2 separate regions of the Homo sapiens genome follow, and region 2 is linked to region 1. A link is a contact called in ENCODE Hi-C or POLR2A ChIA-PET data. All regions are on one chromosome and are shown on one strand. Each heading gives the region's core, a stretch centred on a gene start or an enhancer-like site at or near the end of the contact. The rest is flanking DNA. Distances are from core to core; before and after follow the strand shown.

What was found. A loop is a pair of places that touch in the nucleus more often than their neighbours do. ChIA-PET counts read pairs that join two places held with the same protein, here RNA polymerase II (POLR2A). Pooled maps may share reads with other maps.
Region 2: a map of Caco-2 shows a loop between it and region 1 (6-fold over the local background). The contact joins two enhancer-like sites. A Hi-C loop is called at or near these places in 2 of 168 maps with a recorded cell type or tissue (Caco-2 and natural killer cell) and 5 of 50 pooled maps. POLR2A ChIA-PET finds 5 or more read pairs at or near these places in 4 of 52 experiments (GM12878, Panc1, T-cell and 1 more).

What each region holds. Positions count from the first base shown.
Region 1 is chr11:88,401,172-88,405,107 of GRCh38, forward strand. The region is part of intron 2 of LOC101929174 (a long non-coding RNA gene); the gene reads left to right. Among named protein-coding and RNA genes, the nearest start is that of CTSC, 65 kb to the left of the region's middle. Within about 2 kb of position 1,805, at least 5 of the 41 ENCODE cell types and tissues checked have a DNase peak (open chromatin) inside an H3K27ac peak, as active enhancers do; they include GM12878, where a contact is called at or near this core.
Region 2 is chr11:88,299,705-88,303,640 of GRCh38, forward strand. CTSC (cathepsin C) reads right to left here. Exons shown (of 7, transcript NM_001814.6): 5 at 826-941. Among named protein-coding and RNA genes, the nearest start is that of CTSC, 36 kb to the right of the region's middle. RefSeq lists an enhancer at 3,700-3,759. Within about 2 kb of position 1,632, at least 6 of the 41 ENCODE cell types and tissues checked have a DNase peak (open chromatin) inside an H3K27ac peak, as active enhancers do; they include GM12878, where a contact is called at or near this core.

The DNA of each region.
Region 1 (3,936 bases), core at 555-3,054:
GGTGGTGGGGCAGATATTAAAACCACGTCTCTCTGACCACACAGAACTATTCACCACTAGCAGAGTAAAAGAATATCTGATGAAAATAATACCTGAGTAGGAGAGTCAGAGTGAAGAGAATATATTAGTTGAGAGAATATTTCATCTAGGTTGTGGCAAAGAACAGAAAACCATTGACATTCTCCCAGTGAGGACACTGATCATGTATCTTTATAACTCAATGAAACAAACATTGAACACTTTATACCATTGTTTTTCACTTTTACTAATAATTCTTATCAGTCACAAAAAGCTCTGGTGACTATCTGTATTCATGATAGAAAATATGTGTTCTAATTTCAGTATGTACGTCTCACCGTTTAATAGGAGAAATTTTAGGTAGTGAGAAAGAAACAAATGTCTCAAACCTGAGCAAAACATTAATACTTTTTGATACTTTAAGAATCGTTCTTTATCAATTAGTAATACTTCTGATTAACATCCCAATCAGTGAAGTTAGAGTTTAGCCTACAAAGCTGATACATGTGTGATAGTATTACAAACTTAAAATCTTGTGAATAGATCAAAAACTTTAGCAGACATTCCTTTCTAGTACCTAGACTAACACTCTTATCAAGATAAGAATTTTTTGTCATTTTCATTTATTTTGGCTTTTACTAGAAAGACACTCTTTGCAGAAGCAACATTTGAATTGGCTTTCTTTGAAGTGAGTACTCTTATTGACAGTTTGAAATAAACCTAGACCCTTGCTCAACATCAATACATCTGGGAAATTTTGTCTAACATTCCTTTGTTCCTTTAACCTAAACTCCTTGAAGAGGGGATTGACTTATTTGTACTATAACCCAGTTATCTGGTATGAGATTTGGTAAAAATAAACATGATTTCTAAATGTTAGTTGAAGAAATAAATATTTGAATGAATTTACCAGCTTTAGACCTTGTTTCAATTTTACATTGCTTACATTTTGGAAAGATGTTGCAGATGAGCCGTCTCATTCATTTATTTTTATTCTTTTGCAAAGAATGTCTTTGGGGGCTGCTTATCAAGATTTCCTGTGTGTGTCCTGTCTGACTTGGTATCCTCCAGGCTCTGGTGAGTTTCCTCACCAGCCTGGGACACTTCCGTTTTTCCTTCTCCACTAACTCACATCACATTTCGGGATAGGGCTTCTAACCCCTCTTTTAATAGACACAGTTTTTAACAGCATTCTATCTTAAACATGAATAAACAGTTGGAATGTAGGCAACTTAGAGAATGTTTAAACAAATGAGAAGTAGCTGGAAGGTTGAGAAAAGGTCACTACAGTTATTGAGAGGAGTCTGACTCATGAAACAAAACAAAACAAAGCAAAACAAAAGTTACTTAACTGACAAAAAGCAAATCAGAGAAAAAAACAATCATGAGAACATTTTGGGTGGCTGGCTGAGGCAATACCAAAACTTCAAGTGATGAGAATGGGAAGTTAATCAGAAAAGACTGCTCCTAGGGTGGTGAACCTAGTGTGACTCCTGGAGGGAGGCTTTTTCCCAGCTGTCTCTCTGACTTTTCTGGGTATCTGCATTCTCACTTGTTAAACAAGGGGGTTATATTAAAGTAGATATAATATTATTTCCATTTCTAATCTTTTACATTGGGCTCTAAGTTTTTAGCAGACTAAATTCTTATGTTTTAGGGAATATAGTTAATCTCATATAGTTTGGTCTTTATATGTTTTTCTTCATTATTTAACCCATATTTATTGAGTGACTCTGGTTTGAGCACTGTGTTACGCAGTGTGCAGGCAAGATGAGTAAGACAAAAGCACTGTCATCGAATGCCTCATAGTCCGAGGGACCACCGCATTATTAACAGTGACTTAGCAATCAGGAGCAGAGGAGATGGCTGGGACAGGGAGGTAAGGATGCAGGGATGGAGATGGAATGAAAAGGATAAGACCGAAGGAAAATATTTTATCATCTCCTGAAATACATGAAGGTTACCATTTTATCTTAGAGAATAAAAACTGGTTATGATTTTTGTTTTTACTCCTTTGGTTATAAATGTGTTGAGCTCTGGATCAACTTGCTGCACTAAGGATGGTAGTGCTGACTGGGATTACTTAAAAGGTTAATGAGGAGTTCACTAGCCTTTCCATAGTTTCTATAATAGAAGATAGCTAACTCTTAGTTTTATTGATGTGGGGCACTACCTAGCCTGGCCTATAGATTTGTGTTTACCATGCGGTAGCTGCTTGGCGATCTGGGAGGCTGCTTGGTGATTCCTCATACAGCTTGATGCTGACCTGAAAGATTAAAATGCACAGAGAGCAGTGAGAATAGAAGAGCCTAGAACTGCTTGGGAAATTTGAATGCTCTCTTGGGCCGTCCAGGTGGGCAGAATATGTGAAACAGATGGGCAGAAAATAATAGTAAATGGTGTGGGCTATTAATTAAATGGAAAGAGCATATTTCACCTAGATGTCTTCAGATTCTTGTTTCTTTCCTCACTCCTTCATGCCGTGAACCCTGTGCCTGAAAGCACAGAACAGCCAGCCCTAAGTCTCAGTTTGAGAGTTATCGTGGCCAAGACAATTCTTTCCTTCACTATGGCTTTCGAGGTATAATGCCTGATCATTGCATGGCATACTGTAGCAGTTAAGTAAGGAAACATTGTTTTGGTTGCTGTTCATTTGTTTTTATCCCCCCTTGTCTAAAAACATGCTTAGGTAAGTAGTAAATATATCACTAAGATGTTATTGGGAAACAATGCTGGATTTAGAGCTAAATATATGTAATTCATGTAAGGGATTTTAAAGCATTTTTAAAATTAAGATAATGCATAAAGAATATAGAAATACAGAATACAGGCAAAATCCATATAGAAATGCATACAGAAAAGAGCACATAAAAGCACAAACTGAACATGCCTACATTAAAAAAAATCACAACATCATCAACATCATGGAAGCACCAGTCCACTTCATGCTCCTCTCTAAGGATTATTTTTAATATCACTTGGTAAAGTGTCTGCCTTCTACAGTCACCAGTAGAGTTACAGGTTAATTTACTTATTACTTCTCTCTTCCTGTGATGAGAGACGGTGGAAAACATAAGGGCAGGAACTAAGATTTTTTCTCCTTTGTATCCATGTATCCATGATACATCGATTGCAATGGCTCATACAAAAGCAATCACCATCTCAAGTTTTGTTTTAAAATATAAACCCTGAGACAAACATTAATAAGTAAATGTCTCTCAGAACCCCTAAGGAAACAAATGAAGGGTCTGGGAAAAGCCTGAGGGTGGCGAGGGGTGTATCAGTATTTCTTGAGAGTGCAGCTCATTGGGGACTTCCCTGATCCTGGATTCAGAAATGCTGGCAGCAAGCAGGAAAAGGCAAGTGTTTGAGCTGGATAGAAAGAAGTAAAAAGGGAGATGAGGATTCAGAAAGTGAAAGTGAATAGAGATCAGTTTTGGATTTTGTGTTGATGACTTGACCTTGCTTTCTTCATCTGTAACATTGAACCAATAACAATTGTTCCAGGATTCTTCAACAAATTTCTATGTAAATTTATTAAGCTGTGGGTCAACTTGTAGTCTCTAGAGCCCAGATATCTAATGAGAAGCCGCAGAAAAAAGTCCCATTGCCACATCACATTTCGTTTCTAGACTCATCTATTTGATTTAGCTTTTTAAATGTGTGTAGAGCTCTCAGCAAAGAGGGATATTCTAAATATCTCTCTGAACATTAAAAGGCTAGAATAGAAGGGTGATGATAGTGAAAGGGGTTAACTAGTGTTTTTCATACATTAGATAATTCACGCTGCTTCATTTTTCATACATTAGATAATTCACTTCAATGAACAATATTGAATATTCTTTGGAAATGTGTTTAGTGGAAATTCCCATTTATGCTTGTTTAAGTGGGTTGATGAGGCTTAGGTAATCAAGTTGC
Region 2 (3,936 bases), core at 382-2,881, 100 kb before region 1:
ATGTTTCCAGACAGCAAATACTAAACCTATTTTATAGTAACAAATCAGCCATGGGTAGTATTATCTTCAAAATGAGCTTAGAAGTAATAAAACTGAGTATTGCATAGATTCTCCAAGTCATTGTTGGCTACAACTCAGGATAACAAGATAATTTGCTATCAAGTGCAGTTAGAGGACATGTTATGAAATCAACTCACATTGTATCAAACTTCTGAAAATAACTGGTAAAATTCAATAATAGGAATACTTTTCATGAACCTGGGTTCCGCCCTCACGCCATCACTCAGGAAGCTGGGTTAATACTTACCATCACATATCGTATTCTAATGTAAAGTGAATTGAAAGGTCCTTACACAGCTCAAAAAATCTACCAGGAAAATAATTTAAGGATTTATTTTACGGGTTCATGTAGTAATTAATGACTAAATTAATGGGGGTGGGGGAATACAGGAACAGGTATCAAAGAAAGATTCCAACAAACCACTTGCAGAATGGTACACAATTCTTTGCTTCTACTAGAATCTTTCCTACTAGGAGGACAAATGAGTTTGTCTTACATATCACTCTGATTGTCACTAGCTACCTGGAAAATATATTGAGAAGAGTACTGAATAAATGCTAAGCTCAGTAGAAAAGAAAATTTTTTACTAAAGTTTGTCATGGATATAAAAGGAAAGAATAATTCATAGGCCACCTATTTTCTATTTCTGTAAAAAGGGGATCATGCCCATTCCATCTAGGTATCCCCGAAATCCATCACACAGAGCAACTGTTCAATAAATAGTTCCAAACAAATTAACAAAAAACTTAGGCTTATTTTTTTACCTTGGTTTCGAACAGGACTGACAAAATTGATACCATGAACATTTCTCCAGTCCCAAGATGTTGGCAAATGCAAAATCTTTTGCTGTATTTCAGCAGTCAGTGGTGCAGGTTTGGGCCTAGAAAGGAAATATACATTTGATATCAACATATAATCTTTCCTTTGAGGATGATTTCCTAAACTCTACTATAATTCTATGATTTCAGCTACCAGACTAGCTAGGATCTAGATTCAGACCCAGAGCACCTGTTTTATGAGTGATTCAATGTGTCAATTACACAATGGAGTTGTGTAAATGGCTTTCATTCGCTGTTTCTTTTTCAGGATCTAGTATTGATAATTTTCCTTTGTGAAATGACACTGGTTTTGTATATCACTGTGATGTTATTTTTAGTTTGCCTGAATAGCTGCATTCTTACTCATTTTTGAAAGATTTTTGACCAAGAAAGAGATGAGAAGTAGAAGACATAAGAAGGGTTTAGAGAAAACAGAGGAATCACTGATGTTTGACTTAGGAGACAGACACATTGGTAGTGAGGTGGCTGTAAAAGAAGTGAAGTTGGCAAAGGGAAAAAAGGGTCTATGTGAGGCAGGAGAACAGGTTCTGGAGGCAGGGAACATAAGGCCAATTCACACTGACTTCCTAGAACTAAATAAAGTGGAAACACTTCAGCAATGGCAGGAATGCGAAGGGCTTTGTCACTTCACTTCATCCTCTCCGTTTACATGGGCCACAACCCCCAGGAGTAACACCCTCTCCATTAACACAAGGCCTATACTGAGTAAATGACTTTGTAACTTAACTCCACCCTCTTCATTTACATAAGGCATACACCAGGTAACCAATGGGAAACCTCTAGACGGTATTGAAACCCCAGAAAATTCTGTAACCAGGGCCTTGAATCATTTACTTAGGCCCACTCCCATCCTGTGGAGTGTGCTTTCATTTTCAATAAATCTCCGCTTTTGTTGCTTCATTCTTTCCTTGCCTCATTTGTGAGTTTTGTCCAATTCTTTGTTCAAGAAGCCAAGAACCTGGACACCCTCAACCAGTAACAAGCATAACACAGGCTGACTAGCTCCGTAAACAACAGATAAAACTGTTTCATTATAGAACCACACCTTATATGACAGTGTTGGGCTGTAAGACACACAAAGGAGAGTTGCCTAGGCCCATGAATGAACGGACATTTTTGGGAAGTGAGAAAATTGTTCTAACAGCTTCTCTGTATTAGCGATTTCACACATACATACACATGCACACACACACAAACACACGCGCGCACACACACACACACACACACACACAGAGAGAGAACCACAGCTTTAGACACATTCGACTTCTTGGAGTTTCCCCAAGACTGCCAAATGGCCTCTCTGTTCTATATCTTTATGCTGCTGCTCCTGTAACCTCAAGTGCCTGTTGCTCACCACTTAAAACTCCCCTAAGAGTTTTTCCCTAACTTGTAATTTTCAAAACTGCTCATAAAGTAGCCTCCACTCACCAGCCCCCAGCGAAAACTCACTTCCTCTCTCTCTCTGCTCCTTCAAATTTGTTTTTAGGGCACTAGTCACAATGTGGTAAAAATTATTTTTTGTTACTATAAACTATTTGAATTTCTTATTCAACTGGGCATTGTCATATCACACTGTTCTAGTTTTTCAGTGGTTACCAGATGTTTTTTACTAGGCTAAAATTTAGTCAATGGCAAAGATTCTTTCTGGGCTACTTCATGCCCTCTGCACCTATCCACAAATGGTCCCGTCTCTCACAGCTTCTCTTAGATATAACACAGGTTAAGAATACATGACAAGGGGCCAGGCGCGGTGGCTCACGCCTGTAATCCCAGCATTGGGAGGCCGAGGCGGGCGGATCACGAGGTCAGGAGATTGAGACCATCCTGGCTAACACAGTGAAACCCCGTCCCTACTAAAAATACAAAAAAAAATTAGCTGGGCGTGGTGGCGGGTGCCTGTAGTCCCAGCTACTCGGGAGGCTGAGGCAGGAGAATGGCATGAACCCAGGAGGTGGAGCTTGCAGTGAGCCGAGATTGCACCACTGCACTCCAGCCCGGGTGACAGAGCAAGACTCCGCCTCAAAAAAAAAAAAAAAAAAAAAAAAAAGAATACATGACAAAATGGAACTGAGATGAAACAAAGAGAAAAACAACAACGATTTCTTCAAAAATAGCAATTGTAACCTTGACAATTGTATAGATTACACAAACACTAGTTAATTGTTCACTAATTTTTTCTCCTAAGCCAGTCACATTGGTTGAAGATATACATGATACAGAGATAAATATGAGATGGTCATTAACAATATGGAAGACAATGTTAAGAGACATAATATACACAAAGATTACTATAACAAGTTACAGTAATGCTATAAAACACACAATTTGGACAAAGTCTATATAATCAAGGATCATAAAAATCTGTGCCTCATAGGTAATTTTATATATAGGGTGAGAGAAAAAACAAAGCTTGGACATTTCTTCTAAGATGTATAAATAAAAACTAAGATGCAAACAAACCATTTCCATCTTTGAATGGAAATAGTTTCTGTGGTTTCACATTGAGAGAGTATGTTGAAGAAGAAACTCAATTTTTTTTTAATTCTCTCACTGAACACTATCAACTGTCAACACAAAAGACTTCTGTGATCAAATGCATGTGGGTTTTTCCCCACAAATCAAGCAAGCAACCAATTTCACAGTGAATACTAGCTGGGTGTCCTCCAATCCAGTTTTGACACTGTGTACTTAGAGATGGCATCAGATCTCACAGGCTGAGGGCTCCGTCCCACAAAACTGCCCCCTACTTCTCATGCCAATTGAAAGCCCTAGGTTGTTTACCTGTGCTTCTGGCCAACCAGCTATAATGTGGGGATCCTATGACACCCTCCTTGGGTTCAATTAATTTGCTAGAGTGACTCACAGAACTCAGAGAAATACTAACTAATGTTTAGTGGTTTATTATAAAAGATACTACAAATGAAACAGATGAAGAAATGAGTAGGGCAAGGTATGGGGGAAGGGGCACACAGCTTCCATGCCCTCCCTGAACACGCCACCCTCCAGGAACTTCCACTTGTTCAGCTATCTGGAAGC